Regions from separate parts of the Mus musculus genome. Here all the other regions are linked to region 2. A link is a loop called in an ENCODE intact Hi-C map of the cell type or tissue named here. Cell type or tissue: heart. All regions are shown on one strand. Each heading gives the region's core, and the rest is flanking DNA. Links, peaks and the distances in the headings are about the cores only. Region 1 has its middle 31 kb from the start of Zfp777. Region 2 holds the start of Zfp746 (zinc finger protein 746). Region 3 holds the start of Zfp212 (Zinc finger protein 212). Region 4 holds the start of Zfp786 (zinc finger protein 786).

Region 1 (7,911 bases), core at 1,498-6,497, 70 kb before region 2:
GAACTCAGAGATCCACCTGCCTCTGCCTCCAGAGTGCTGAGATTAAAGGCGTGTGCCACCACGCCCGGCTTTGCTAACATTCTTGTTTTAAGAACCTCTGAATGTGACTTAAACTGGAAAATAAAGTCACTGCTGATGTAACAAGTTAAAAACTGAGGCTCTCATCCTCCTAATAAGAGGGAACTGGGGGCAGGAAACGTGAAGTGATGCATGTCTGAGGCAGAATAAAAAGAGAAAAAAAAATGAAGCAATGTGGAAAGGGGAAGGAGTCCTGTCAGCCATGTGGTGGAGGATGACAAGAATCTTACTGGTTCAGCAAGGCTGTAATTCCACACTCAGAAGGCTAAAGCAGGACCATCATAATTTAAGACTACCCCTATCCTGGGCTACAAAAAACATAGTAAATATTACGCGCGCGCGCGCGCGCACACACACACACACACACACACACTCACAGTGTCTAACTGTGTAGTCCTGGAACTCCCTGTGTAGACCAGTCTGGCCTGGAACTCACAGAGATCCTCCTTCCTACCTCTGTCTCCAGAGTGCTGGGGTTACTGGGACAAGCTACCACTCCTGGCTAAAGAGAGTATTTTTTATAAACAAAGTTATGAGGTGTTGCTTATATCCCGACTTCCTTGTGATCTGGGTATGAGTTAGAATTCCGTGGGATGGGAGAGACGATGGCCTAAGAGCTCTTGCAGAGGCCTGGAGTCAGGACACTGAGGTGCAGGAGCTGTCTGTAACTACATCTCTGGGGAGCCTGATGCTCTCTTCTCTTCTGGCTTCTGAACCGTAGGATCAAATCCCGATTCCTCTGGAAGAGCAACAGATGTTCTTAACGACTGGGCTGTGTTTCCAGCCCAGTTCATGGGTATTTGTTGAGCCAGGGCCTAATGTTGCCCAGACTGACCTCAAGTTAGCTGTGTAGTTGAGGATGAATTTGAATTTGTGATTCACCAATTGCTGGGATTACAGGCACGGGCTACACCTCAGTTTCTCTCTCTCCTTCTGTTAATATCTATGTTCAATTTACATTAAACACTGTTCTTCAAGAACTCTGATTTTAGTTCACCCTGACTTGTCCTGAGATGATTTCTTCCTTCCTTCCTTCCTTCCTTCCTTCCTTCCTTCCTTCCTTCCTTCCTTCCTTCCTTCCTTCCTTTCTTTCTTCCTTCCTTCCTTTCTCTCTCTTTCTCTCTCTCTCTCTCTCTCTCTCTCTCTCTCTCTCTCTCTCTCTCCCCCTTCCTTCCTTCCTTTCTTTTTCTGAGATTCTTTTGTTTTGAGACAGGGTTTCATGAAACACAAGCTTGCCTTCATCTAACCATGTAGATGAGGATGACTGAATCCCTGATTCTGGTGCCTCTATCTCCCAAGGGCTTAGATAACTGGAGCTCACCTCTGGGACCAGCTCTGACATAGGTCAATGATCTCAGCTCTATCTTACTCTTCAGGATCCTACAGGTGGTGCAGAGGGCAGAGAGTGCTGGTCCACACAGACAAGCACAGAAGAAGCCGGGAAAGTTAAGCTACCAGCCACCTTCATAGGAAAGAGATGTTTAACCTGTCTTCCTCCTGGAATGCTGAGAATCAATACAGTTTACAGCCTGTTGATCCTTTGCTGTCTGATGAGCTGGGCTCTATGTGTGCGTATCTATCAGAATTTATGTTTTACTTATCCCAGACCCCTTTTCCCTAAAACCTTGAACATTATTTCTAGGCCATAAAACTCACCCTTATGAGAGATGTTATTTGTACTTTAAAGTGACTTCTATGCTCTCTTAGGGCCAAATCCTGACTCCCACAGGGGCTGTGTTTATCTCAGCCATTTTCCCTAGAGAATTCTCCCTAGACCCTTATCTTGGGTATTGCTTCTAAGGCAACCAAAACCCATCTTAAGCATGAAGCCACAGGTACTTTGTAGAGAGGGTCCATGAAAACACGTCTTAAGCATTGTTGTACTCTCTGGGCTGAGTTTATATCTGAAAACTTTTCCCAAAATTGTGCTATGCTTAGATATGGCAACATTAAGTGAGCGGATATCGGACTCTGAGAAGTCCTGGCCCAGCACAGGTTACCTAAGTCAGGTAAACCGAGCTTGATTTTCCCTCACGGGGAAAATTTTCCATGTAAAGCCTGTAGGGGCCTCCCGTGGAAACCAAAGAGTCTGCTGCTGAAGCTGGTGGGTCTACAGCCAAGCACTGCTGAGCCATCATCAGAAGCATAAGAGGCAGGCAGAGAGCAGATTCATTACCAAGGCTGCAGGTTTCTGTACCTAAACTGGGTCCTTTTTCCCTCTAGGAATTGTGGAACCAATATGAAGCCTGAGTAGTGAGTCCTTTATTATTATCCAAGAATAGGAGATGTGGGAGATAAACCCCATAATAAATTCTTGGTGTCTAGGAAGCTAGAGAGTAAAGGAAATGGGGGCAGGTGGGCTCAAAGGAGAATGGTAGTGTGCTTTTTGAGAATGGGAGATTTGCCGGGAATTTTGACGACTCTTTCTCTTTCCTACCTCATCCCTATTAGTGGTTCTTTGCAAATATAGCTATGGAAATTGTTGTTATGGCAAAGGATGGTGTGTTCTTTAGCATGCAAACAGGATTTATGATGAACTCACAGGGTGACTAGTGGTCATTCCGTCAACCATCTTTTAAATAGTAGTTCCTGATGGCTCACCTAAGGAAAGACTTCTGGCCTACAGGCACCCTGTCTTCAAAGATAAGAATGGGGCAAAGTGGAAGCTCAGTTGGGCACAGAGGCAGCACTCAGACTAACACATCCAGAAAGGACCTATCTGTCCCACATTGAACTTAGACTTTCTCCAAAATTGTGAGAGAACCGGTGGGTGTGGTGATGCAGCAGTTGGAAGACTGAGGCAGGAGGATGATGAAAATGTGAGGTCACCAGCCAGGTCCATATAGTAAGACCTTCCTCTCAAAAGACAGTCTGGAGGATGGCTGACCCATTAAGAAGACCTGGGTTCAGTTCCCAGTTCCCACACAGTGTCTCTCTCATAAGGTGTATCCATACCTCCAGTTCCAAGGGACCCAACATCTTGTTCTGACCGTTGTGGTACACATGTAAACATGCAGGCAACACACTCGTACACATAAAATAAATGTTAAAAACAAACAAAAACCACGAGAGCTTGCTGCTCCTGCAGAGAACTGAAGCTCAGTTTACAACAGGGGATTGGGTGCCTCTGGCCTTGGGAGCTGCACTCATGTGCACACACATGCTCAAAGGCACATACACATTTTTTTTTAAACATAAACCTTAAAGGACCGTGAACTTCTTCATTCCTTTCTCCTCGCTTTTGGCTTTCTTCTCTGCAACTGGTTTGAGCACTCGGTTGGGAGTAAGTCTCGGTATCTATTATCACCTGCAAATTCCTGAGGCCTCGCCTTGGTGTATGCACAATTGTGTTTGCTTGGGGATTTGGAGAAAGAACCCGCAGCACAAACCCCAGGGAACAAGGCCGTGCTGCCCCGAGGGTGCAGAGAAAAAAAAAAAAAGTTGGCGTTGAGGCATCGCTGCAGTGGGAAGGGCAGGCTGCTGGCGAGGAGGTTGGGGCTGGCCTTTCTGGGGCCAGCCACCCCTGGGCGTGGCGCGGGGACTGGGCGCGCGGAAACCGCCTGCGCCACCACCACCACCGAGAGCCCCCCCCCCCCCTCACATTCCTAGAGCGGCCACCAACAGCCAGGTGGGCGCCGGCCTCCGAGGCCCTCTCGGTGCTGGCCGCCAGGGGGCAGCACAACGGCCAGCACAGCCCGACGTGGTGGGGGCCTGCAGGAGCTTAGGTAGTGTGCCAGGCCTATGGAGGCCAGGGAGAAGATGCTGGGAGGAAGGACATTTGGAATTTACACCATTAAAATTGGTTTAAAGGTATAAACAATGATCTATTTACATTTATTGAAAATATAAATATAGAACCCAAAAAATACTGTTCGGGGATTAGAAAATAGGATGGCTTTTTGGAGCCTTGGCTCGTTGTCTCACTGCCACACACGTGTTTGGGATTTGAGAGGTTTCTTTAAAAGTCCTTGGGGCAGAAGAGATGGGCCATTCTGGGGGTTCTCTGGGCGTCTGAAGGGCTTGCCCCCTCTGGAAGGGGTTAGATGATGGGGTAGGGAGATCTTTCCCAAGGTCAGAGCTTCTAATCGTGCCAGAGAGAGTGGCCAGACAGCTAAGCCAGGCATCTGAAACCAGAGTCCCAAAGCCTGGCTTATTCCGGATTCCAGCAGTTTATGCTCAGTTCGAAAGGTGGAGTGGGGTCCTTGGTACCGGGAGGCACACCACACCATCTTCCTTAGGTCTCGCTTTCAGCCTGCCTGTCTTTGGATTCCTCATGAGACCTCTACGTACCTTTCTCTCACATAGCAGGCACCCATTTGGAGGGTTTGGCAGGGGCCTGGAGACGCTACCGAGTACGTGGGCTAAATATGAGAGGCATTACTGGAGTGAATGCATACTAAAAGATAGTATCGTTTAAAAGTTTTAGATTTTTTGTTTGTTTATTGAGGCAGACTTTTGCTATAGCCCTGGCTGGCCTCTGTAGAGCACATGCTGGCCTCAGCCTCCTGAACACTGACATTGCTGTGCCCCCACACAGGGCACTGGTTTGGGATTGTCTATAATTAAGAAAGTATTTCTGATTGGGAAGGTGGTGTTGCATGGTGGTCTTGAGAGCTTGGGAGGAAGAGGCAGGGTTCTGTAAGTTTGAAGCTAGCCTAGTCTTCTTCATAGCAAGTTCCAGACCAGTCAGGGCTACCTAGTTCCATCCTGTTTAAAAAAACCAAAAATCTGTTCCCACGAGGCCAAGTTTTTATCATTGTTGACATGTAACATATTTATCCATGAGATTGATAAGCCTGGGTGTCAGACTCCAGAGCAAGTACAAAGTAAGTAAAAGCTGTCCCCATCTGTAGGGAAATCAAACGCATGATGGCCACTAAGTGCTACCCCTAGGAGGTACCTGTAATCCCAGGGCAGTATAGCCTCTCCAGGATGCTTACAAGGTATGAGGCAAGGTCCCCGATTCTTCCCTGGAAAAGGCAGTGGGAGCATGTGCTGAAATTATAATGGATCCTTTAAGGACATCTGTGCTGTCATTTCCAAAGCCTTCCAGGAATTCCTGGTGAGTTTTGGCTTCTGAGATTTTCCTGGTGAGTTTATGGGGACTTATCATCTTCTGATAGGAATATCTGCCAAGCATGTGAAACCTGAAAGGAAATTAAAGTTAAGAAACTTCGCTCCATCCAGGAATGAGGTAACTATGGCAAGTGTCACTGAATAAATTAGACATCCAGAGCTTGGTTTGAGACTGGGAAATGTTAAGAGTCACAGGTGCTTGGTCAGAACCTTAGATTTAAAGCAAGCTTCTCTCTTGGTAGTCCAGAAGGCCAGGCAGACAGTGGCCAGCAGGAAGGATGCGCTACTATTTAAATGGTTCCATTTAAACAAGGGACTTAGAGGCTGCAAACAAAAGTTTGGAACACTGACAAAGTGCAGAAAAACTGAGCTGCAGATTTGGCCCATCTTCATATAGTTGATAAAGCTTTGTGTCTTGAATTTGGTTGTTCCAGCCCTTGGGAGATGAGGCAGACGGTCATCCTTCCATCCACAGTGAGCTCTCCACAAACCTGCGCTCCATGAGGCCGTCTTTAAAAGGGAGAGGGGCAGCAGGCTCTTCCTAGTGACACACTTCATGTCGACATCACAGGTCTGAAAATGGCTACAAGTCCTCATGCCAGATGGTAGCTAATGCATATTTCTTCTGTCATGATTAGGAATGAAATTGATCAGCAGGAAAATAAGTTGTTTGTTCACTTAAAAGTTTCCTCAGGCCAGGCGTGGTGGTGCATGCCTTTAATCCCAGCACTTGGGAGGCAGAGGCAGGCAGATTTCTGAGTTCGAGGCCAGCCTGGTCTACAGAGTGAGTGCCAGGACAGCCAGGGCTACACAGAGAAATCCTGTCTCGAAAAACAAAAAACAAAAAGTTTCCTCAGTAAGGAAAACCTACTTGATCCTGTCACAGACACACTTGGCACACAGGAACCATCAGAGATATTGAATGGTGGCAAAATGAGAAGAACACTTTCTTAGCATAAGACTCTGGGTCTGACCCCTGTCCTTAGGATTTAGAATTTATAAACATATATGTGCAGAAAATTAGATCATGGAATCCTGTAATTTTAAATTAACCTTTCATGGAAAAATCAATGCCATAGTTCCAGAGTTATTTGTGTGTGTGTATGTACCATGGTGGAGGACAGAGGACAGCCCTTTAGAACAGGATTTTCTGTACTTCCACTATGGAATCTGGGAGTTGGAGTTTGTTTGTCAAACTTCCTACTGAGACATGCCGACTAGTTCCACCCCGTTTGCTTTTTTTTGAAATTAGTTTTGGAAGTTGTCTGGATTTAGTCAATTTTAATTCTTTGTGAGCATAGTTTTCGTAGTTGTAAATAAAGGACAGGTTGCGTGTTGGTCTTAAAGTGATTCTGACCCAGGCCTGGTGGCATCTGTAATCCTAGTTACGCTGGAGGCTGTCAGGAAGAGCATAAGTTCCAAGTTGTTCCTATTCATGTTTGGAGGGATGTAGCACTGTCCTGCAGCAGGCAGAGTGTGTGGCACTTTACTAGGTGGTGTCTTCTTATAGGAATCTCCTTCCTGCAACTGCTGCTGTGATCCCTGCACAAAGGGCCTCTAAGGTGACAACCTCAGACAGAACCTCTCACTCACCTCAGTGTACAGTGTAGCTCACATCACCACGGCCATTATTGTGCCAAACATGCAAACTGGCCGTCTTCTCAGAGTCCTCTTCCAATGAGTGGGCAGCACCTACTCGATCTTGGTTAGGGAAAAGGTACTGACTGTCCCAATGCTGTGACAGGGTTGGAAGATGTCCAGGTTTACCTGAGGTGCCCACGAGGGTCAGAGCTGCAGTTCTGCCTTCTTTTATTAAATACCATCTGTACTGAAATGGGGAGGCATGACAGCAAATTCTTTGGGGCCACACTTCAGTTAAATTTTGGCCATGTGAATTTGATGGCTTAACTTCATCTTGTAAAAGGGACAGGGGTAACAATTTCATAGCTTTTTATGGGATAAAACAGAAGCCTTTGCCTTGTATAATACCTGGTAATGATAAGAGTCAGCTAGCTATACGTCATTATCGTTATCCTTGATAAAATCCTGAGTGATGATTTCAGACCAGAAGTTTTTATGTAAGACCACTGTCAGTAGTATTAAGTTAAATTCTTTTTCTTCCTTCTTTCCTTCCTTCCTTTTTTCATTTTTCATTTTTGATTCTCTGAGCCTGCGTCTGTCTATTCTTTGTCAGACATAGAAGAGTTAGATTGTATGTGTTTACTACATTTCAAGGAACCCAACGAGAAGTGATCAATTCAAGATTGATTTTGAAGAAATTTTAATTTAAAGGTTCCCACTATGAGAAGAAGTAAGATGATTCTGAAGCCAAATCATTTCCCAGAAGGCTGATGCAGAGGCCTGGGCCTGACTCAGCGTTGCCCTGGCAACAGGAGAGCCTACAGTGCCTCAGTCCCTGATCCCTTAATCTGCAGAGCTGCCACAGGGCACAGCAAGAAAGGTCTCCCCTAGGCACCTGGCTGTTGAAAACTGCTCTCAGTAAGAAGAGAGGAGGAAAATAGAAGATATGGCCTTTTTTGTCAATGACACCTGGGTAAAGAGTTCTCCCTGAAGGCCTGGGCTTCTCTAGATCTCAAAGGTTCACTTTAGAGAATGGCTCCCAGCTTCCTGGCACTGCCAAGGCAGTTCGCTTCTCATATTTTTGTTCAACTATAGAGCCTAGAACATAGTAAGTTCTATGAGGCTGTACAACCAAGCACCCTTAAAGGTTCTAAACCCAAGCCCTGCTCCCCCTCC
Region 2 (7,911 bases), core at 1,888-6,887:
GGGCCCAGTGCGACGCCAGGTGCATGGCTCCTTGCCTTGTTCAATCTGGGAGAGGACCTCAGGTTTGGAGATGGCATAGTCTGAGGAAAGATAGGAGGTTAATCTTGCCACATTCTCATCAGAAGCTGGGGCAGGCATTTGTAAAATCACTAACAGCCTAGAAACTAAATGTCTTGACTGATGCAGAACAGCAGTTGTCAATGGTAGGCATTCTGCTCAAAGTCTTTGAACAGTCTTGTGTAGAGTCCAGAGGGTGGGAGAGATGCTCCTGCGCATTCAACAATGCAAGTAAAAGACCCCACCCACTGTTCATCTGTCCACAGAGCTCATGGTGCTGGACAAGGCCTCATTAAGCAGCAGCAGCATGTCTGCAAAGCAGAATCGCACCAAATACTCTTGTCCAGGAAGGAAGACTATGAAGAGGGTCTTTCAGAACAGTAGCTCCAGGGGCAGGGGCAGTAGGGCTTTGGGGCAGAGAAAGAATATCTGCTTTGAAAGGCAAGGTCTACTACTCTTATTCTCACAGACCCTGTGCTGTGTCACATAAAAGCCACCCACTCCATGATAAGAGAACAATTCCTCTGCTGCAGTGGAGTTGATTAAAAATACAGTGCAGAGCTGCCAGCACACCTGTACTCCAGTCTCAGCCAAAATGGAGATGTCAGTACTCTGGGCCTAGTGAGGACAGAGGTCACCGCTTTCCTTGGTCTGCTACTCCGTCAAGCAGAAGGGAATATCTGACTCTACTGAACAGCATGAGGAGGCAAGAAAGGAAGGTCGGGGGAGAGGAGTCTCCTGCTCAGATTATCTAGGGGTCTGCACATCACTGACATGACAACAACCATGTCACAAAGAGGTCTGGGACTCGTAAAATCCCACCTTACAGAGGTGTATACTATGCTTACCCAGGGAGACCAGTGTCTCGTAGTTGCCCCTCATCACATGCTTGTAGAGCTCCTTCTGCCAGTCCTCCAGCTTGCCCCACTCCTGATCAGAAAAATACATGGCCACATCATCAAAGGTCAGAGGCACCTGAAACCACAGTGTCACGCTCGCTCACCGACACACTTTCAGGCATGGACCCTCAGGCTCACCACCCCAGAGCTCCCAAAAGCTACCTTGGGGACCTCGCCCTTGCTGCCTGGGGGAAGCCGAAGAATCCAGAAGTTCCGGTTGCGTAGCAGATTCTCCACATTTTCCAGCCGCCGCTGCAGCAGCCCATATTCCTGCAGCAGGGTTCCCAGCACGGCCCACTTGCCCTCCAGCTGGTTGCTGAACTCCACAGCTGTCTTCTCACAGTCAGCCAGCTTCTTCTCTGCCATCCCAGTTCGACCTTCTAGAGAAAGCAGTCGAGCAGCCTGTGATTCAATCTTCCTCTCCATAGCCTGAATTGTAGCTGCCATTGTCCATGGAGAAATCTTTGAGAAAGAAGAGAAACCAGCATCATTCTTTGCACTGAGCCTTCAAGACCCCTAGGCCTAGGGGAGCTCATGTATAGGGGAAGTGATAGCCTCTTTGGGTATAACAGAAGTAGCCAGAGTCTGGCAGGTGCCTTGCCTTAGGACCGCAGAGCACACTGTGTAGATTCCTATCTTGGTGCTTTCCACCTTATTCAGTCATTTCCTGTATGTCGCTACAGTGAGCATCTCTTCTGGTGGACACTGTGTCTTTTCATAGCACCGCGCTAAACACATGGTAAACACACAGTGCACTTTTGCAAAATAAACAATGACTTAGCATTGCTGGGCTGTTTTAGTGGATGAACGATACACTGCAGATTTACTAGAGCCCAGCCTGCACTCCTGTCACAATCGCACAGGAACTGCATGATGATGACCCAGCAAAAACTCCAGCTGCTCAATTGAGAGGTACAAACAAGGAGGTTGCTCAACTGCTTTTTTAAAAAAGCATTTCATGTCCCCACTTAACAGACAGATAAGCTCAATGGCTAATTCCCCTTCCTCTGGGACAATCTGATTTGGTCCTTTCTTAATTGCCCCTCCCCCATGAGCTAAAATTACCATTACTGCCAATTTTAACCAATCAAAGAACTGAGTATTTTGCTTGGTTTTTGTGATGAAGTCTCACATAGCCTTGGCTGCTCTAGAACTAAGTGGCAGAGGATGGCTTTGAACCCTTGGTTTTCCTTGCCTTTACCACCCAAGTTCTGGGGTGACAAGTGTGTTGCTATGCCTGGCACTGAGTTGGACTCTTTATACCACCTGAACTTCCTTTAAGGTAAGAATCATTCTCAGACATGAGCTGTCCTGAGATCAGGGATAAACTATAATCTGGTGAGGAAGGCAGATAGTCATACTTTTCACATGTGCAACAACAATCATAAGACTGATGCATCCCTGTCATTGGGAGTGGCATAGAGGCTTTAGTGACTACCTACTGGGGATAAAGAACACATTTGGGTAGGGAATGGGAGGAGCTCTTCCATGTACATCTAAGGTGCAACCCACAGGGTAGATCAGAGATCCTGTCATGGGCGCCATTTCTGGTCAGTGCCTGAAGATGGATGTTTCTTATATTCTAGAAGAATATTCTTGAACAAAAAAGATTGGTGACTGTTTGCAAACAAACAAACAAACAAACAAACAACAACAAAAACAAAACAAAACAAAAAACCAAAAAAACCAAGTTCTAGAAACTAGTGTGGACTCATCTGAGTTGCTGAGAACCAGAAAATGGGAAGACATGAGAAAATGGGGACATGAGAGCTTGACCAGAGGCAGAAAAGCTTGCCTGGGTGGTGCTCAAGAGTTCCTCAGGCTGTACAGAAGGAAGGACACTGGCTCTGACTGGGGACGTTCAGTGGGTCTCAGATGGGTTCTGACTGGCAGAACTGTTAGAGGGAGCAAGTGCTGTGGAGGACACTTCTGGTCCCTTACTCCTCAGGACCAGCCCTGACTGGGATTGCCCCAGACTAGAGTCTATTTCAGACGTATCCTTGTACTTTGCCACCCATTCTCTCTGCTGCAATCTGTGTGTTACACAAAGACATTTGCACAAACATCTATCTTGTTGATGTCATTCTTGTTTAATTTTTTTTTTTAAATGGGGTCCATGGTCTTTGACCTGTGTAGTTGGAAGTAGGGGTTGTGCTCTACTGAAGCCTAGCACCTTGCTAACTTAAAGCGAAGGTGGGATAGTCAATTGCCAAACAGCTAGGGAAGCCAGTACTCTGAGACCGGAGTCACTGATGCCAATTCCTTCAACTCTTTCCTACCCATATGACGAAGCCCAGGCCTTCCCAGCCCCTTCCATTTCTGCAGCCTCATATCCAAAACCATATCTCCAGGCTTGTGGACCAGTTTTGCACTGTCCTGTGTCTGGCCCTTGCCTCTCTTTGCCCAAGCCCTAGAAACCCTAGCTAACTCAACTCACAGAAGCACAGATTACCTGGCTGGGCGGGAGGAGCACCAGAGTCTGCTAAGCACCTGCATTCGAACCTCCACCAGGTTGGCTACGACCTCTTTCTGTTCGACCATAAGGCTACTCGTGTACCTGGACTGCTTTCCTTATTACAGACATTGAACTGTGAGAGCACTGTCTTCCCACACTTTTCTCGCTGAGATTCTTGGCAAGTTAACTTCGTTGGGCCTTCAGCTTTTCTTTTGTATGAAATAATAACTATAATAGTTACTACCCCACAGGTTTGCAGTGCAGACAAAATCATGCCTAAACCGGGCTGAGTGCAGCGCCAGCCTGGCTGGACAAATACGAGCAGTCCTCGCGTGCCGCCTGAGGAGGGTTGGGCACATAGTGGGTGCTCACTGTCTACAGAATCGACGTCGGACACCTCCCAGGTGCCACCAGGCCGCTGGGGGGAGCTGGGAGAGGGAAGCACCGGCCCGGCGCTGAGGAAGGAGCCCGGCCCGGGGACGCGCAGACCGGGAACTTGGCGCAGGTCGGCCTCCCGGGCGCGGACGGCCGTTCCCTGCGCTCGGCTCCACCCGGTCCGGTAGGCCCCGGAGGACCTCGCGGCCGCCCGCCGCAGCCACAGGACCCGCAGGCCCGGTCTGGCCCGGAAGCCCTCCTGGGGCCTGCGGCACAGTGTGCTGGGCCCCGGCCTTCCGGGGCCCGAGGCCGCGCAGGCCAAGCGCGCGGGCCGCCCTTACCGGAGCCGCGGCCGCCTCGGCCATGGCCCTGCGCTGTCCTGCTCGGCGCGAAGGAAGTCGACGCCGCGGCGCGCGGCCCCACGCAGGCCCGGCTGCCGGGTCCTCTCCGCCGGCAGCGCCGCCCGGGCCTGCCGCTACCTTCCCCGCCGCGCTCCTCGCAGGCCGGCCTGCTGCCGCTCCGCCCGCAGCCGCACCGCCGCCGTCAGCGCCCGGCCGCTCCACACTGCATCCTGGGAGCCGGTGCCGCGGCCAGGCCGACGAAGGCCCGTGAGGCTTCCTGGAGGCAGCGCGGCGGCACAGCTCCACCTGCAGCTCGAGCGGCGAACGGCAGCGCCGGCACCCGCTTGCCGCCGCGCTTGGCCCCGCCCTCCTCACGAGGCCCCGCCTCGGCCCGACCTCCGACCACGCCCCCGCATATCGCCACGCCCCCCGCGGCGCCAGTGCTCACCAGCGATGTGCCACCTGGTTTGGCGGTATAAAACTTGGGGGTACGGCCTCGGCAGGCAGTGCGCACCCCGGCACGGTCACTTCCGCAGCTGTCCAGCTGTAGCACGCCTATTTTTGCCTTGAAATGGAATGAATGCTTCCAACAATAGAAATATGGCTTGATAAGTCACAGTAGGTTCTCTGTAGGATTATGTATGTGTGTTATAATAAACATTTTAATGACACAAAAAATGTGGGGTTTCTATAGTATGTATACTATAATAAACATTTTAATGACATGAAAAATGGGTTAAAATGCCATCGTTTAAAATCTTTTTGAATGCAGTTGGAGATACAGTTCAACGGCTAAAAGTACTTGCTGTTCTTGCAGAGGGCTGGGTTTCAGTTCCCAGCATCTCACCACAAGCTGTAGTTACCGCAGATCCAACGCCCTCTTGTGATATATCAGGTAAGCGTGGAAAGATGTTGAACGAGAGTAGTCCGGAACTACTTCATTTTGGCGTTAAAATGCGTAACAAATGTATAACAAGATGTGTGTTATCATGTGTATTATTCATGTTCATACAGTGTTCATATAAAAGGTTATGTCTAACAAAGTTTAGGTAGGTTTGGAAGCATGTCCATTAACGTAGTGCCAGTAGACCCCAGACCCCTAATTTTTTTCAATTCATATTTTTGTTTTTTAATAACAAGGAAAGGAAGAAAAAAGTCAAAATGTAAAATTTCTCCAGAAGCCTAGTGTGGAGCCCCGTGTGGCAAAGAAGATGTATTGCCATTCAGAATTGCCTTCCATGCCACCCCCTAGCAGGAGCCTGCAAGACCAGTGCCTGAGATCTTTTTGTTGTTGCCATTCGTTATTTATTTTATGATTTACTTTTATTTTTGATTATGTATATGCACACATATGTATGCAAATATGTGTACGCGTGTGCAGGAGGTCAGGGGTCTCAGGTTCTGGGAGCAACCTGGGAACTGAAGTTTTGTTCTTACTCTTAATAACTGACCCTCCTTCCCCAGCTCCCTGACTGTGCTGGCTAACTTTATGTTAACACAAGCTATAGTCATTTGAGAGAGGGGAATCCTTTTTTTAAAAAATATTTTTATTAGGTATTTTCCCTCAATTAAATTTCCAATGCTATCCCAAAAGTCCCCCATACCCACCCACTCCCACTTTTTGGCCCTGGCGTTCCCCTGTACTGGGGCATATAAAGTTTGCATGTCCAATGGGCCTCTCTTTCCACTGATGGCCGACTAGGCCATCTTTTGATACATATGCAGCTAGAGTCAAGAGCTCCGGGGTACTGGTTAGTTCATAATGTTGTTGCACCTATAGGGTTGCAGAACCCCTTAGCTCCTTGGATACGTTCTCTAGCTCCTCCACTGGGGGCCCTGTGATCCATCCAATAGCTGACTGTGAGCACATCCACTTATGTGTTTGCTAGGCCCCAGCATAGTCTCACAAGAGACAGCTATATCGGGGTCCTTTCAGCAAAATCTTGCTAGTGTATGCAATGGTGTCATCGTTTGGAGGCTGATTATGGGATGGATCCCTGGATATGGCAGTCTCTAGATGGTCCATCTTTTTGTCTCAGCTCCAAATTTTGTCTCTGTAACTCCTTCCATGGGTGTTTTGTTCCCAATTCTAAGAAGGGGCAAAGTGTCCACACTTTGGTCTTCGTTCTTCTTGAGTTTCATGTGTTTTGCAAATTGTATCTTATAGAGAGAGGGGAATCCTAACTGAGAAAAACAAATGCCTCCATGGCCTTGACATCAGCACCAACCTTCAGGTTTCTGCCCTGCTTGTGTTCCTGAACTACTTTCTTCAATGGTGAATGATGCTTTGAAGTGTAAGGAGGAGAAACCCTTTCTTCCCCCAAGTTCTTCTCATGGTGTGTTGCATTGTGGCAAGAGAAACCCTAAGTCACGGACTGAGATCTTAACACTTCCTTTATCCTCTCCTCAGCCTGCGTGGTCTGTAGGGGTGTGAGAAGGGATGGAGCCATTAGAATACATCCTTCTTATTGTGTAAAAATTGAATTTACCCTGGGGACTGCCCTGGGTGAGCACTTATTCTTAATATTTGAGGAGGCTGGTTCCCCAAATCTAATTTTCTTCTTTTCCTGCTAGCTCAGCTGTGTTCTGAGATCTCCAAAGTCTTGGGATTGCCTCTCAAAATAATTACCCGGATCCCCTGACATAGAGTCTGTTCTTCAAAGGATGAAGTCCACTCTTACCCTTACTACAGGGGACAGCTCTGGCATCTGCCCCAGGTCCTTTCCTATTGTTTCTTTTGGTACTTCTTCCAAGGAGGAATTCCCCCCCCCCCACCCAAAGCATCTCCTCTGCTGGGGTGAGCCCATAAGTGGGACTGGTTTTATGATCTAGAGGAATGTTTTTAAGGAAAACACCTGGCAAGAGTACCATTGTAGAGGTGAGCGCAAAAGAGGCGATCAGGACCTGTGGTTGTTAGCTTTGCTGCAAAGTCCTGGATTAAAAAAAGAAAAGCCAAGGCACCTTTCCACTGAAGAGCCACGCCCACATGTGGTTCTTATTTTCTTCAGCTTTTCTTTGGAGACGCCCACAGCCACGCTCTCAGCTGTGGTTTGCTTTTTCCTGAGTATCTATCCTTCTGCTAACCTTTGTGTCTAAGTTGATATTAAATATCTTTATTAACTCCAACTCTTCTCTGTTTAAAAAACAAAACAAACAAACAAACAAACAAACAAAGGGCCAGGGCTAGAGAGATGGCCCAGGAATTAAGAGCACTGTCTGCTCTTTTCCAGGACCTGGGTTTAGTTCCCAGCATCCACATGGTGGCTCACAACTGTCTGTAACTCCAGTTCCAGGAGATCTGATACCATCTTCCTATCTCTAAAGACACCAGGTGTACACATGGTACACATACCCACATGCAGGCAAAACATTCATGCATATAAAATAAATAAATCTAAAGCAACCAAAGTCAGCAAATATTTTAGAAGAAGCCCTGTTAGCCTGGGAGGTAAAGTCCAAGGGTCTCACAGTGGTTATGAGAATGTAAACAAATAACCACATAGAGTGACCAACAGCTTCAACTGTGGGTAGTAAACCTCTATGGGGCTGTGTAATTGAATGTGGGGATCTTGAAACCTTTTTAACAGTGAACAGTTTCTGAGTGCAGGAAGACCAAAAAATTAATTCATGGAGACCTGGGAGCCTGGAAACCTGCAGCTTCTGCTATTAACTGCCAGAGATTCTTGATCAAGTCAGCCAGTCTCCCTGGGTCTCTTTGTCTCATGTGTAAGATGTCACCCTAGAAACATACTTGACACGCCTTGCTTTTTTTTTTTTTTTTCTT
Region 3 (7,911 bases), core at 1,671-6,670, 170 kb before region 2:
TATAGTTATGGCTGGTCTGGAACTAAGAGATCCACCTGCCTCTGCCTCCCAAGTGTTAGGGTTAAAGACATGTCACACACACACACACACACACACACACACGAGAGAGAGAGAGAGAGAGAGAGAGAGAGAGAGAGAGAGAGAGAGAGAGAGAGAGAGAATTTTTAAAGAAATAAGAAAAGCAAAGAGAAGAGAGGTAATTAATGTGGCCAAGCTGGGAAAAAGATTAAGGGGTCCAGTGAATTAACTCTGTTTTGGGGTTACTAACAGAATTTTTTGGCTTATATAAAATTGGAACAAGGGGTAAGAAAACATACATAATTGCCGAGTCCAGCATGGCCATGTAGGGGACAGTACAGAGGCAGCAGGGCATAGGCCTCCATGAGTGTTAATGGTTGCTGTGGGCATCAGGTTGGTTTGCATAATAGTGTACATATGTTTCACCTTCCTCCCTAGAGGACTGGCTTCTCTGCAAGGTTAATGATTCCATGATAATCAGAGATAGCACAAGTCCGGGAGGTGAGGGTGTGTCTGTCTCAGCAAAATGGTAGTGTTGTGCCTCGAGTTCACAGGAAACCCAAGAATTGCAAAGTCTGCTGCAATTCGAAAAAGAGTCCTTTATTTTCAAGTTCGAACTTGGTTCATCCACCTAGCACTCACTGTGTGAATGCTGGGAAGCAACCCTGTTTCCAGAAAACACTGGATTTATATTCATAAGAATAGTGTGAATATTTACAGGAAAGGGGAGTAGAGGGTGGGTATCTGTTCAAGGACTAATTTTATGGCCAGTCTGTCTGTGACCTGACCTCTGTCTATCTTGTTTTCTACGGTCTCCCTTGAGCTTGTTATTTCTCTAAGGTCTCCAGGAGTTTTGCTGCTTATCAGGAGGAGTGTTGAGTGCCATTCTAACACTAGGGGAGGGGGAGGGAGGATGGGAGTCTCTGATGGGGAACACAGAGGCAAACTGTCTCTAAAACACTGAAGTCTCTCTAGTACCAGTAATTTGGGGGTTACAACAGTAGAACACTGACTTTCAGGACAGCCCTTAAGGCTGTGGGGAAAATGCTGAAAACATGAGCACAAAAATATATAATACCTCAACTATGCAAAACATAGGATGCAATATGAATTATATAAGGATCTTCACAGATCTAAAGGAACAGAGTCAGCTGCACTATGAGCCATCTTGTCAGAAAGTCACAAAGACAAGCAGATACAAAGGTAGGTAGATTCCTGAGTTCAAGGTCAGTCTGGGACAAAGAAAATCTAGGTTCAGACCCAGGAGTGGTAGTGCAAGGGAAATGTTAGTGATCCCCCCAAAAATAGTCAGGAGCTGATCTGATGTAACTCACAGCAAGGTCTTTATTTGCGCTAGCTTCCCCCCCCCCTCCGTCAGCACACTGCCTTCACGAATATCTATCAAGGCAAGGCTTTATAGTAAGCAACAAGCAGGGGGTAAGTGTGCAAGTATCTAGTTGGAAAGCTGCTGTAGCCTTTAACATAATTGGCTGGTGCTGGGAGTCATATCATAAGCTTAATTTCTGCCCCCCTCTGCACTGGTCATTGTTAGGCAGGGGGTGTAACCTGGGGGTGCAGGTTTGTTGGGGGAATAACTTGGAGATGCTGGTCTTGTTGGGGATTAGCCTAGAGACAGGAGCTGGGCTCCGGTTTTGTTGGAGGGGCAACTTGGAAACTAATGCTAGAGAAGAGCCTGTTAGTTTACCTGAACTTAAACTTAGATCAGGTTCTCTAAAATGAGGTCTAAACTTAAAAGATTTGGCCTATTAGTAGGGATGGAAGTTTCAAGGCAGAGTTCTGGGTCCCACCCAGATATCTTATTGTCTGTGCTTGTGCTTGCTCTCTCTTTCTAGAAGAATTGAGGGGCTGGGGTCATTGGATGCCGATTCATGGGATAATAAAAAGGGAGCGACTGAATTGATAGGTAAATAAAAAACTGGGTTTTTGATCTGCAAGTGATGAGCTATCCAGAGAGTTTTTAGACTAGCAAGAAAAAGCTGTCTCAAGCAGAGAAGAACACAGGGAGTGTTCTGAAAAGCTGTCTTGAACACATAGAGAGGTCTGGAAAGCCATCCACAGCAGAACATAGGCCGTCAGCTTGGACCCACAATTTGACTTTGAGTCATTTGTTTCACTGTTCCCAGACACTCCTCCACTCAGAACACCTCTCCAAGCTGAGGCTAGTCCTTGTCACGTAATTAAGCTGTCTTGGTCAATAAATGGTCTAGATGATCGCTGTCCCAGTTCTGATTCTGTGAAGTGATTAGAAGTCCTTCTTGCTGCCATTGAATTGCTTAAGAGGATCCATCTGGTTCTTACAAGATGAGGTCTGCTCCAGGGTACAGCTTCACACACAAGGATAATTGCCCTTATCTGAGACATGATCTATCCTTTACACTCTGCTCTTCCAGGGATTCAAGGTGACTGCTGGTTCAGGACAATGACTTACCTCTGCCTTCAGCTTGAAAGGGGATGAGATGGGACAAGTAGACACACTCAACTGATTGACACGGTTATGGAGTCAAGCAGGAATTTGATCCAAACAAAGGCAACAAACAAAGATAAAATGAAGGCACAGACACACCCAGACTGCTGTGGGGGGCTTAAATGAGTCAGCGCTTTTAAAAAAATTATTATTATTTTAATATAAATGTAGGTTTTTAAGTGCCTGTTAAAACAGATGCTGAGAATTTTTTTTTTCAGCAGGCCATCGGCTTGGGTTCTAGAGAAAGTTGTTAGTTGTAGTCAGTGTAGACAGGGATCATTTGCAGAAAAATGAAGAAGGGACCAGTCTAGTGAGAGTACTTGAATTCTTAGAGGAAGCTATTCACACTTAGTGGAAACTCATGTCATTCTCACTCAGCATGTCCAGGACAATGTAATGGAAATGAGGCATTTGAGTACTGCAAGTACTGGGTTTGGGGGTGTTGTTTGGATCAATGTCTCTTTAGATATTTCTGGCTAGTCAAAAACTCACTATATAGCTGAGGCTGGCCTCAAACACCTGAGCGCTGGGGTGGTAATGATGTGGCCAGATGTTTCCAAGCCAGAATGCAGAACACATTGCCTCTAATACCCTGGCACCCTGGCATGAGGACTAGGTTATTTATTTAGTTTTTTTGAGACAGGGTTTCTAGCCCTGGCACTCACTCTGTAGACCAGGCTGGCCTCGAACTCAGAAACCCATCCACCTCTGCCTCGCAAGTGCTGGGATTAAAGGCATGAGCCATCACTGCCCGGTGAGGACTAGGTTAATTATTTGTGATTAAGGCTATCTTGAATTCTGCAATGCAAGTGATTACCATAATTAACACTCTATAATGGATTGACCAGAAAAAGCCAAGTCATAGGTGAGCATGGAAGAAAATCACTTGCCTATGAGAATTCACCTTTTCTTTAGCTTCAGCTGTGTTCTTCCCTCACAGAAAAGGGTGTACACATTTGTACACATTTTTTAAAAATTATTTTTATTTTTGACAATTGCATGCAAGTCCAGAACGTATGGTGTTCACATCCACCCCCATTAGCCTCCTTTTCTACTAGTCCCCACGCTCTCCTCCCTACGCCTTTCTCTCTCTCTCTCTCCTTCCCGCGCCTTTTTAAACTTGCACATATTTGAATCTCTTAAAGCATTTCGCGGAGTGCAGGACTCAAATTCAGAAAATGCTCTTGATTTTGAGAATCCTTACGCTTACACCCCACACTCAATGACTGAATTTCCAGGCTGCTGTTCCCCTTCCAGGAGCACAGTGGCGCAACAGAAATACCGCGCGGTAGGAGGAGCCGCTGCCGCTCTTCTTGGGGGTGGGGAGCGCTCCCAGAATGCACCTTGTATCAACACGGCGGCGGCGGCGGCGGCGGCGGCTTCCAGGAGGGTGAGGACGTCTGGCGGAGCGGCGTACAGTTCGAGCAGTATCCCGCCAGTCGGTGTTGTGGGGCGACTGCGACCATGGCGGAGTCGACGCCTACTCGGGTAAGGTGCTCCGGCCGGCTCGGGAGGGCCTTGGGGGAGACAGCGCCCTGCCCGGGGCGGGGCTTGAGGCGCTCGGTCGCAGGCTTGGTTTCCTCCGCGGCCGTTGGCGCCGGCGGATGCTGACTTCCCTCCCGGTACCCTCGCCCTCCGCCCGCCCGCCCGCTCGCTTGCTCCCTGGGTCCTTCTGCGTCAGGCTCAGAGCCCGGATGCTCTGCGTCTTTCCGCAGAAACTTCTGCGAGGCTTTTTGAATTGTTTGTGACTGCGCCCACATATTTTCCTGCTTCGTGCCAACTAGGGACTCGTTTTCTGAGTTGGAGTGAAGGCGCGGGATAAAACCCTGGGTTTGGGTTGTTGCCTTTGAGCTCAGCTACGGAAGACCCCAGGACTTAGGGCTTCTCTCCGACCAGTGGGGCTCTGCTCCGGTTGCCATGTTCTGCCATAGCTATCTGTACTGAGTTTGCAGCCACAGGTTGAAGCCTTCTCTCCTTGGGGACTGGTGTATTTGCTGTTTTTGTTTGTTTGCTTGCTTGTTTTTTGTTTTGTTTTGTTTTTACAAAACTGTGGGTGCGCATTGTTATCCGCTTACCGCCTCTTCCAGCTGTCTCTCTTTTCAGAGAATGTGAAGACACTGAAAATTGGTTTGAGGAATATCTTCCGTAACTCAGCGTTCATCTATCTATATATTCAGTGCATGGTCTTCGGAAGGCAGTCTATGCTCACTTCTCTAGGCCTTTGTCTCCTTAACTTGAATTGAGAATGTTGAGTTCCTTGTAAGCATTTTTACGTTTTTTTTTTTCTGGCTCCAGTCTCCTCATACTGTGTCACAGTAGAGGTTAACATAGGAAAATAGGATAGATGGACCTGAACTGGCTTTTCACTGTTGAGACAGAGCCTCACAGGCTGTCCTTAAGCTGATGACAATCTTCCCGACTCAGCCTCCCCAGTGCTAAGTTTACAGGTGTAAGTCATTCTGCTGGGGTTTGTTTGGTAGTGGTTGTGCTTTGAGGCAAACTCTCATGTGCCCCAGCCTAGCCTATCTGAGAATGACTGTAAACTCCTACCTCTGACTCCCAACTTGCAGATATTACAGGCATAAGTATTTTTCTTGTCTTTTTGTTTTGTTTAGTTTTTGTTTTTTAATCTTTCAAAATAAGGTCTTACTTTGTGCCCTGGCTGCCTGGAACCAGTTAGGTAGACCAGGCTGGCTCTGAACTTGGAGCAATCCTACTTGTGCATCCAGGTGTAAATAAGAGACCAGGAGTTAAACAGACCCCCTGCAGGGTAAGCAGATAGGGAGAGAGGCCTTGGCTAGGCAGACAGATTTCCAAGATGGACATTATCTTCCTGATGCTCCTGACTTGAGGCAAGACTGGCAGCTTAAAGCAAAGGCTTTTTAGTCTTTTGTCTCCCACCAGCAGGTCCCCTGCTGATGGACTAGCTCTACAAGTTCATGGCCTATTGCACAACAACTATGAGCAATCAGCCATCTTCACCTGAACAGCTCTAAATTAGAGGATGAAGCTCCAGCCTCCCAGATCTGGTAGCTTCCTGAGTTCCCCCTCCCCTGCTTTGCAGAATATCTTTTTCTCTGTCTGCTGCATATGTGTTTCCTCACTCCCAGGAAACACTTTTCTTCAACTGTGGATTCTGTCAGTAGTGTTTGAGATTTTTTTTTTTTTTTTTTTGATGGTACCTGGGGGGCTTGAGTTTTTCCCGCCTTTTAATTCTTTAACTGGCAGAGAAAACAAACACTGTCCAGACCCCTAGAAGTGTCTCATTTCCAGACTCCTGGACAGTACCAGTGGGCGGCCTATCGTTGTGCATCTTGGCTTTTTGGGTCCAGAAATACTTTGGGAATCCTGAGATCTTTTCGTGAAAAAGAGATGCAGTAAAATTTGTGTTGAGAGTTTTGCCTTGATTGAAATTCACTATGCTTATTCTAGGAAGTGGGTAAGAACTAATTAGAATGGATGGACTGGAGGATTTTCTGTGTTTCTTCTCAAGGAGTTACCACTTCACAGAAAACATGACTCTGGTGCTTATGGTGTTTCTGCACCTGGCTCCCTTGAGACCCAGATGCAGCCTGTAAAATAAGTGTTTTCTCTAGGTAGGTTCCTATTAGCACTAAAGTGAAGTGAGAAAGCCAACCCACTCCTTTCCTGGCCGTGCCCAGCCTAGTGATCACCAACAGAGCTCACTGAGAGGAAGCAGGAAAGGTCCACCAAGATCTCAGACTACACTTGAACTTAATCGTCCTGACATTGTAGAATTTATTTCAACTGTTTTTGAACATATTTTGAAAATATTTGTATTCTCACACATCTCTTCTGTTGAAGATTCTGTTTTGCTTGGCCACATACATGTCCTGGTAATAACAACTAAAAATAAAAAAATAAAAAATACTGAGAAAAGCTGTGTAAATAATATTTGAAATTTATAGTAAATCATAAACCCATCATTTTATGCAACAGTTCAAAAGTAGTATAAACAATACTTAAAAACCCAAAAAACAGAAAGTGGGAACTCTTAAAATATGAACAGAGGCTGGGCGGTGGTGGCACACGCCTTTAATCCCAGCACTTGGGAGGGGCAGAGGCAGGCAGATTTCTGAGTTCGAGGCCAGCCTGGTCTACAGCGTGAGTTCCAGGATAGCTAGGGCTATACAGAGAAACCCTGTCTCGAAGAAGAAAAAAATAAGTCCTTTGAAAGATTTCATAAACATCAAATGTGATTGTTAAACAAATGTTCTCAAAGTTGGCTTCACAACTCTCTTCATTTCTTGGGTTCCTTTTGGTTTTGGTTTTTTGAGACAGGGTTTCTCTTATAGAGAAACTGTAAGAATGAGTCAGGGCTTCACTACATAACTCTGGCTGTCCAGGAATTCAATATGTAGACCAGGCTGGCCTTGAACTCACAGAGATCTTCCTGGCTCTGCCTCCCAAGTGCTAGGATTAAATGCCTGGTTGAATAGGACAGTAATTTGTTGAGTTAATGACAAGTAATTAAACTACATGACAGCATTGATGTAGAAGCTCAGGAGAAGAGATTGGAGTTAAGAAGTCTAGTGGCCTTTGTACATATACTTTTTATAATTTCTAGGATGATTGCTAAAGACTAGAAAGTCAGTTACAATAAATATAATTGAGTTAAAAGGCAAAGATTGCCAGGACAGGAAAAATCCAGCCTTCTGGCTTATAGTAAATACAGCAAAAGATGTCTATGCAAATGCTGAACTATAAAAGGATATGAGAACAATTGTCAAAACAATACAATTAAAAGAAGCTTGGCTAAGAAGTGTATTGTAGCTAGAGGTCCAATGTATTTCTCTACTTATAATGGAAAAAGATTCAGTTCTCCATCTTGAAATGACATCTTTAAACTAGTTTGAGGCTAATTACATAGCTTCAGGTAGATTTAAAAATTGACAATCAAAACTCATTATTATAGAATATTCAAATATAGCATTTATTTAGCAGAAAAAGACTTTAGTGTCTTTTTCTGGGTATTATTGTTCGCCCATTAGAACCCATGGAGAGGACCGAGATATTCTGCCTCATTCGTTGTAGTTGTCCCTAATTACAAGGACTGTCAAGGCTTGAAATGAAGCTAGTATGAACAACTAACTGAGTTTTAATTTAGCTAGTCATGATGGCTGTGTCTTTAATCCCAGAATTTGGGAGGCAGAACAGATGGATCACTCTGAGTTCAAGATCTGTCTGCTCTATATTGTGTGTTCCAGGACAGCTACAGATGTATAGCAAGACCTTGTCTCAAAAAAGAAAAGGGAAAACCTTCCCCAAAATGGGACTGGGGTAGTGAGCTGGGGAAAGGCTATGCTCAAAATCCTTTATTAATACTTTATCCGTTTTCTAGTAGCAGATATCTATATATAATGATACAGTATAGATTAAAAAAAAAC
Region 4 (7,911 bases), core at 1,513-6,512, 260 kb before region 2:
AGGAAGAGGAGTAAGAAGGAGGAGGAGGAGAAGGAAAAAGGAGAAGAAAGAAGGGAAAAAAATCCATTATCCTAACCAGAGTCAGGTACTCTCAAAACACCTCAAGGTACACTCTTGCAGAATCACACTCCAGGGAAGACCATTCGTTTCTTGCAATCTTTAACCCCACTGGAAAGCTGCAGAGAAGCCACTTTCTAGGTTAAGGCATACAGGTACTTTATGGGCACAGGCAGGTGTGCTTCTCAGTGGAAAAATCAGGCAATCTCAGAGTAAAGTGTGATGGGGAAAGTTTTAACATTCATCCTTGCTACCTCTGACTATGATACTACATGCTGTCTTAAATACTTCCCTGTAAGGTCCACCTCTAAGGACAAACCGGTGATGTATACATTAGTATTAACAACAACAATAAAGAGATGAAAAAGCCTTTCTGGGTTATATCTAAGCAATCTTGCTACCTAACAGGTGTATCAAGTGACCAAGGGGCTCTGAGAAGATCCAGTTGCAAGAATCACCAGAGAAGTTGAAAGCTCCTTACCTAGAGAGATGAGAGTCTCGTAATTGGTTCTCATGACTTGCTTGTAAAGTTCCTTCTGCCAGGCCTCTAAGTGTTGCCACTCTTGCTCAGAGAAGTAAATGGCTACATCTTCAAAAGTCAGTGGGAACTGAAGTGAAAGACATCATACAGATACCGTCATGACGGCTACGAAAGACCATCTCATTGTTCACTCTCATAAGTAATTTGAGACTCACAGAGTGGACAGCTGTTTTTAACTCAGCAGACTCTTCTGCAAAAGTGACTTGTGGGCTGGAGAGATGGCTCAGCATGCCCAACTCTCGGATGGTAGCTCACAGCCATCACTGACTCTAGTCCTAGAGAACCTAGTGCCCCCTTGTCTGCTCTCCAGAGGCATTGCACAGATGTGATATACAGACACACATGCAGACAAACATCCATATGCATAAAATAAAAATAAAGAAAAAATGTAATTAAATAATAAAGCAATTTGTTTCCCCTAAATCTAAGCTGAGGCCCTGATAGCACCACTGCACCCATCTTCTATGCGTCTCAAACTGAATATCTGTATGTATGGGTGGAATATTTACTACAAAAATGAAACCAACTCAGTGCGAAACTTCATTCACTTAATGTCATGGTCATTTATTCAGATTGGTACAAGGGAGTAAACTTACACTGTGGTAAATTGAATTATTGCATTATATTCCACAAGGAGACAGAGCCCTCTAATGGGCCATATACATACTGCTTCTTTTCTCTCTGTAAATGTTATTTATTTATTTTAAGGCAGGTTTTCACAGGCTATGTAAACCAGGACTGGGCTAGGCCTCACAGAGATCTACCTCCCTTAGTCTCTCCAGTGCTGGGATTAAAACGCACATGCCACTGTGCTTGGCTACCATCATCCGTCATTACAAACAATGCTCTGGTGTGGTGGTTCTCTTGTTCTTGTTCTTGTTCTTGTTCTCGTTCTCGTTCTCGTTCTCGTTCTCGTTCTCGTTCTCGTTCTCGTTCTCCTTCTCCTTCTCCTTCTCCTTCTCCTTCTCCTTCTCCTTCCTCTTCTGGTTTTTTGAGACAGGATTTCTCTGTGTAGCCCTGGCTGTCCTGGAACTCACTCTGTTGACCAGGCTGGCCTCAAACTCAGAAATCTGCCTGCTTCTGCCTCCCAAGTGCTGGGATTAAAGGCATGCACCACCACGCTCGGCTTTTTCTTCTTCTTCTTCTTCTTCTTCTTCTTCTTCTTCTTCTTCTTCTTCTTCTTCTTCTTCTTCTTCTTCTTCTTTTCAGTGTGATTCTTTATGTATGAGCACTTTTACTGTTGTAGAATAGAGTCTAAACTTGAGTGTTACTAAATCAAAGGATATGAACAACCTGACTATTAATATGTGTGTGTGTGAGTGAGAGTGAGTTAGTTTCTGTATGTGAGATTAAATCCAGGACCTTGCATATGCTGGGCAACTTCTCTACCCTTGAGAAATATCCCTAGCTCAAAACTGTTTAGTATTTGTGCTTACCATGGCTGACTGGAAACATAGATACTTCCTGATGCTCAAAATGACAACTATGGAAATTATATATCTGTTAGTTGAAAATACTCTTTATATGACTGTAATCCCACATCATGCTGCTATTTTAATGAGTTTAGCTTCATTCGTTATCAGTGTGTCTTTGTTTTCTAGGGCTATTAAAGTATGTATTATTTCAAATTTTTTAAACTTTATACTCATCTTTTTGTTAAAGTCAAGGTGGTATTTAAAGTTGAATTTTAAAAAGTCTATTGATTCACTGGCATTTACATCAGAAAGCCAATGTTTTAAGTTAATGCAAGTTGTTTGTGTTATAACACTTTAAAACAATCATTTTTGTCCCAGGTGTGATAACAAATGCCTTCCTTTATTCCCAGCCCCCTGGAGGCAGCAGCAGACTGATCTCCGGATTCTAGGCCAGCCTGGTCTACAAAATGAGTTCCAGGACAGCCAGGGCTATGTAGAGAAATCCTGTCTCAAAAACCAAAAACCAAACCAAAACTCACTAGTTTCTGATGTATTAAGGAAAAACAAAACAAAACTCTATATCTGCTTACATGCAGTTTCTTCTGTGAGAAACCCTAGGTTAACGGTCCTCAGTCAGGACAATTAGTACTCCAAGGGACATTAGGCAAAGCCTGGAGAGTGTTTTGGTTGTAACAATTTCAGGAGGTATGCTACTGGCATCTAGTGGTTACTGGCTAAGAAAGCACAGCCTAGTTCACACACAGAAAAATATCTACTCTTCTGTAACAAAGTATGTGCTCACACACTCTTACTTTTCTTAATAATGCCACCAAAATGCAAGAGTATGTGTTCTGGTGATTCAGATAAAGATATCAAAGAAAAGCTGTGTTGTAATTGGTTTTGGCTTTTGAAACAAGGTCTCACTCCCCAGGACTGACTGGCCCAAGTCTTGCAGCAATCCTCCTGCTTCTGCTTCCCCAGCACCAGGTCCAGCTTCCAAATGTTTCCTTTAGGAGTAAAGTGAACATTTCCCACTTTCCTACCTTAAAAAAAAATCCTATGCTAAAGTCACTAAAATTTGTAGTAAGAATGAACCTTCAACCTCTTAAATTGTGAAGACAACAACATCACACAAGTTTTGCCAACATAATTTAAACTGCAAGGGTCCCCACAGCAATAGTATACTGGGACGTGCTTGAGTAAAATGTAAAGTATTACATTAGAGCTCCTACTATACTCCGTTTTAGGTATCCATTGAGGGTTGGACAACACAACCTCTGGATTAGGAAGGCAACTGAGCCCTATTATCCAATCTTGAATAAATTCACAAATATCCGTTATTTCATGAAACCGAAAAGGATTTTATGTATTAATTGAAAGATTAGTTTATGCTTATTTTTCCATCTATAGGTATGGCCATCTTCCACTTACTCAAAATTCTGCTTAGAAATGATTAACGTGCTACCTGTCTTTTACATACTCAATCCTGAAAACCTGTATGTACATCTGTTGAGAATGTACAAGGTGTTTTATCTAAGCCTTATTTAATAATCAAGAATGCTTAGTAGAGCAATAAGAACAACATAATAAAAACCAGCCATATCCTTTAAACCCTGATTTCAACAAAACAAGAAATAATCCAACAGCGCGTGCTCCCTGCAGATTTTACTGTCCGTTTCTACCCTCCTGGCGTGAGGTCCTTCCCTCATACACTCAATGAGGGAAAGGCAATGAGCACGGTCTGCGTGCGGCTAAATTATGACACCGTAAACCCGCATGGATATCACTGCAAACCTGAGGAAACCCATCCCCCGCAGGCGTTTACTCTGCTGGTGAGAAAAGGCTATGGAGCCGCTGCTGACAGGGCGCAGGCGACCGCGCGGACGCGGCTTTGTTGGGGGTCCCGCCGCCGCCGCAGCCCGCGGTCCCGTCTCAGCCCTGTCCGCGCGGGGCCCTTACCCGAGCGGGTCCGGCCATGGCCAGCGCGGACGCTCCTAGCCTGAGCCTTGGCCCCGGCGACGCCCACGTTCCCGGGCGATAAAGCGTGCACTCACTCCGCACCGACCCCAGGTCGCCGCTCCCACTCGCCCCAACTCCACCGCCCGGCCCGGTCGCCGGGGAGCGCAGCCGTCATCCTGTCTCACAGCGCCCCCTGCGGGCAGGAGGAGCAGCACGGCTCAACATCAGAACCTCGCGTGGCCACAGCCCACTCTTCCCTACAGTGACAAAGAACACACGAGAGTGGAGAGAAGGCCCAGACCTCCAGACAAGCACTGGGTGCACAGGGTCCATCTTTGCAGTGAGCTCTGGAGTCAAGATGGGGACTAAGACTGGCAAGAAAAGGGTCAGAAAAAGAGCCTCCCCTCGGAACAGGTTGCCACTAAGGGATACACCTGGCCAGGGCCAGAGGTGTATATTTTCCCACAAATCCTGTCCATCCATATTGAGAGCACGCCACTGACCTGCGCATGCGTGGAGTTCCCTCCCGTGACTGGGGAAGCCCTAGGAAATAAGGTTAACCCTCATGCAGCAGGCTTCTGCAGCAGGTCACAGGTGTACCCTAGGAGTGAAGACGGAGCACACATGGCATCTAAGCCTTAGATTCTAAAGGAAATACATAAAGTGGTAGAGAAAGCTACAGAAGGGACGTGGGAGAAATGGAAACCCAGAAAGAGAGTAAGACACTGACAGAAAAATAAGAAAGGGAGAAGCAAAAATGGAAGACAGTTAATATCCCTGGACAATTAACTTCAAATTTTTTCCAGGAGTGTTATGGGTCTGGAGAGAGAGAGAGAGAGAGAGAGAGAGAGAGAGAGAGAGAGAGAGAGAGAGAGAGAGAGAGAAATTAAATAGTCCCGGAGTGTACATGTACCTGTTTGGCATAGAATAGTGACATGAACACATATATATTACTAATTGAATGGTTTATCTTAGAAAATATCATACTGGGGACCGATGAGTTAGCTCTGTAGACAAAACACTTGCTGCTATAGCCTGACAACCTCATTTCATTCCAGAGATCAGGGTAGAGATGAAAAAAGGAAAACCATTCTACAATGCGTTCTCTGACTCCCACATGTCATTACCCTCCAGCACACACCCCACCCAAAACCCACCATCAAAATGAATTTTAACCATGTATCCCAGACTGGCCTTAAATTCAGAGATCCACCTGCCTCTGCCTCCCTAGTACTGTGATTAAAGGCCTGTACTACCTTGCCAAACAGTCTTGCGGGGGGGGGGGGGTGTCCTTGTTTGTTTGTTTTTCTTTATTTTTACGATTTTTGTGGGTAGGGTTTGTTTACTGCCTGCAAGTATGTCTGCATACTGTTCAGGAAATTGCCACATAAACCATATGTACACCAATTTCAGTTAAGCAAGAATAGTTAATTGAATGCACACCATAATACTGGACATCCAGGACCACAAGAAGATAAAACCAAATTGTGGTAATAGTCTACTCTCGGGGTAGACTTTTTATCAGAAAAAAAAACAGGTTCAAAAGTTTCAAGGGTAAGGGGGGGAAGCAGTTGGCTTACTAGGCAAAGTATTATCAGCTATAATAATCCTTTAAGTTGATTGGTCCTGAGTAAGGTTAGGGGGTGGTGGAGGATGGTTAACAGAGGAATTTCAGAACATCGAGATAAGAGAACATGAGTATTATAGTCATAAGTTTTTGGCTTATTAGTAGCATTTTTCAGTGTTAGTGACAAAAACCACAATGATCTCATACGGAGGTGCAGGAAGGGCTGCCCAGTGGTTAGCTCTGATTCAAGCTATTTTAGACATAACAGTCCTTATTGACCTTTGATTTGATGGGTCCTACATAAAGCTTTGTGGGATTTCTTAAGATTTGCAAACCTCATACAGTCCATTCAAAGAGAACAAAACAGGGTGTGTGGTAAGGATGTCCTTGCTCTAAGCCAAGTCACTTCTCTGTGTCAGCAACTGGCAGACATGTTACAGCAACAATATGAAATAGCTGGCAGGCATGGAACAAAATGGCTACAGCTATGCTGAGGAGGTCAGAGGAATATCAGAGCACCTGAAGTTACAGGCAGCTTTCCTGATACGCTGCTGGGAATTGAACTCTGTTTACAAGAGGAGTTTGTGCTCTTAACCACTGAGCCATGTCTCCTCCAGTCCCTAAAAACTGTTTCCACAATTGACCTTATATTGTTCCTGCTCTCTGTCAAGAATTCCCTTCTCTCTGATGTCAAGTAGTAAGTTGACTATTAGTCATACTTCTGAGAAAATGAAGTATAAATCCCCAAACGGGAATACAACCTTCAGGCTAGACTGAGATTACTTTTAAATTGTTACCATTAAAAGTGGCCTTAATAGTACAAGGATGAAGTAATGAGTTTGAGAAGCAGCGAGGTATAATTTCCCCCAGATTTCTCTTTAATCCACTCCTCAAGTAGAAAATGAGTCTTATTCTGGCAACATGGGCAGGCATCAAAGTATTAGTTAAAGAAAAAGAATATACTTACAGGGACAATTAGATTATGTTGCAACTCTCTCCTGCCCCAACCCCAAGACAGTCACTATCTTTAGCTTTGGCTGGCCTGGAACTCACAATCCAGACCAGGCTGGTCTTAAAGTCATAGAGATTCACCTGCCTCTGCCTTCTGGGTGCTGGGCTTAAAGGCACTTGGGAGGCAGAAGCTGTTGGTTTTCTGAGTCCAAGGCCAGCCTGGTCTACTGAGTGAGTTCCAGGACAACCAGGGCTACACAGAGAAACTCTGTCTCAAACAAAACAAAACAAAACAAAACAAAACAAAAAAACAAAAACAAAAACAAAAATAAACTTGCCAGTTTAAGCAACCATTCTCCTCTGTGGGACATTTTGGCTGTTTTAACTTTCTAGCTGGCACAAAAGCCAATACAAACAACCACTGGAGGTCTCTGGGTAAGCATATGCTTTCACTTTTCTGAGGTGTCAACCCCGGACTACAATTATATGTTGTAACATGAGGATATATATAAGTCTCTCTTTAAAAGATATACTCATTTTTATTTTATGGGTCTTGGTTTTCCTGCCTATATGTCTGTATTCATGTGTATGAAGTGTCCCTGGAGGCCAGAAAAGGATGTCAGGTCCTCTGGAACTGAAGCTACAGATGGTTGTTGCTATCTTGTAGGTGTTGGGAATAGAACCCAAGTCCTCTGCAAAAGCAACAAGTGCTGCTAACCACCAAGCCACCTCTCCAGTCCTCTTTGTTTGTTTTCAGATTCATTTTTTATTTATGTGTGTGAGGTTTTGTAAGTTTCTGTGCATCATGTGAATGCAGGAGGTGGAGACCAGAAGAAGCATCCCTCATACATCCCTCATCACGTCGTCCTGGACAAATCTCATACCCAGAAACCTTTCTGCCTCCTGGATGTTCTACCTCCTATTTAAGGCCATAGGCTTTTTAATTGACAGGTGATATATGCATACAATACACAAGATATTCTCTCTACACCACTGTTTTAGAGGATGAAACATTTAACAGCTTGGTGATGGCATCATTATTTTGAACAGACAGAGCTAGCCCTGATGCTTGGTGGGGCTCAGTTGAATGTGTCTTGCTTATCCAACCTTTGGGAGGTAGAGGCAGGAAGATCAGGAGGTCACAGTCATCCTTCACTACCTGGGCTACATGCCTCAAAAAGTTAAAGGATTAAGGATTGTTTAGTCATACAAATGTTCATGTTTCATATCCATAGGAGCATCTGACAACTAGGAGGGAAACAGAGAGTTTGGAAATTAGTCACCCACCCCCTTAAAACAGGGTTCCACTGTAGAGCTCCAAATGACCTAGAACTTGCTTTGGAGTCCAGGCTGGCCTTAAACTTACAGAAAGTTTCCTGTTTCTGCTTCCTAGTGCATGGATTAAAAGCAAGTACCATCAT

Evidence for each region. Hi-C counts contacts between places; a loop is a spot of excess contacts. Peaks named below come from ENCODE experiments on the same cell type or tissue, not always from the same donor. Only the 100,000 strongest peaks of a DNase experiment are listed, where the experiment ranks them.
Region 1: a loop joins it to region 2, with 9 times the contacts of the local background. A loop is called at or near these places in 9 of 42 quality-filtered maps.
Region 3: a loop joins it to region 2, with 16 times the contacts of the local background. A loop is called at or near these places in 2 of 42 quality-filtered maps.
Region 4: a loop joins it to region 2, with 2.6 times the contacts of the local background. A loop is called at or near these places in 3 of 42 quality-filtered maps.

The regions. Positions count from the first base shown.
Region 1 is chr6:48,012,661-48,020,571 of GRCm38, forward strand. It overlaps a transcript of Zfp777 not described here. Among named protein-coding and RNA genes, the nearest start is that of Zfp777, 31 kb to the right of the region's middle. In heart, for the core only: a CTCF peak has its summit at 3,756 (motif pointing right); a DNase peak (open chromatin) is centred at 3,671; H3K4me3 peaks cover 732 bases; H3K27ac peaks cover 571 bases; H3K27me3 peaks cover 5,000 bases.
Region 2 is chr6:48,082,188-48,090,098 of GRCm38, forward strand. It overlaps Zfp746 (zinc finger protein 746), which reads right to left and starts at 4,406. Exons shown (of 7, transcript NM_001163475.1): 1 at 4,128-4,406; 2 at 1,119-1,418; 3 at 906-987; 4 at 1-80. The coding sequence starts at 4,151. In heart, for the core only: CTCF peaks have their summits at 3,809, 4,453 and 5,319; DNase peaks (open chromatin) are centred at 3,894 and 4,484; H3K4me3 peaks cover 1,963 bases; H3K27ac peaks cover 1,420 bases; H3K27me3 peaks cover 344 bases.
Region 3 is chr6:47,916,759-47,924,669 of GRCm38, forward strand. Zfp212 (Zinc finger protein 212) reads left to right here and starts at 3,810. Exons shown (of 5, transcript NM_145576.2): 1 at 3,810-3,991. The coding sequence starts at 3,968. Gm52899 (a long non-coding RNA gene) reads right to left here. Exons shown (of 3, transcript XR_003956427.1): 3 at 5,684-6,370. In heart, for the core only: CTCF peaks have their summits at 3,770 and 3,972; a DNase peak (open chromatin) is centred at 3,933; H3K4me3 peaks cover 2,165 bases; H3K27ac peaks cover 1,407 bases.
Region 4 is chr6:47,826,424-47,834,334 of GRCm38, forward strand. Zfp786 (zinc finger protein 786) reads right to left here and starts at 4,082. Exons shown (of 4, transcript NM_177882.4): 1 at 3,973-4,082; 2 at 539-665. The coding sequence starts at 3,990. In heart, for the core only: CTCF peaks have their summits at 2,740 (motif pointing left) and 4,164 (motif pointing left); a DNase peak (open chromatin) is centred at 4,158; H3K4me3 peaks cover 1,415 bases; H3K27ac peaks cover 966 bases.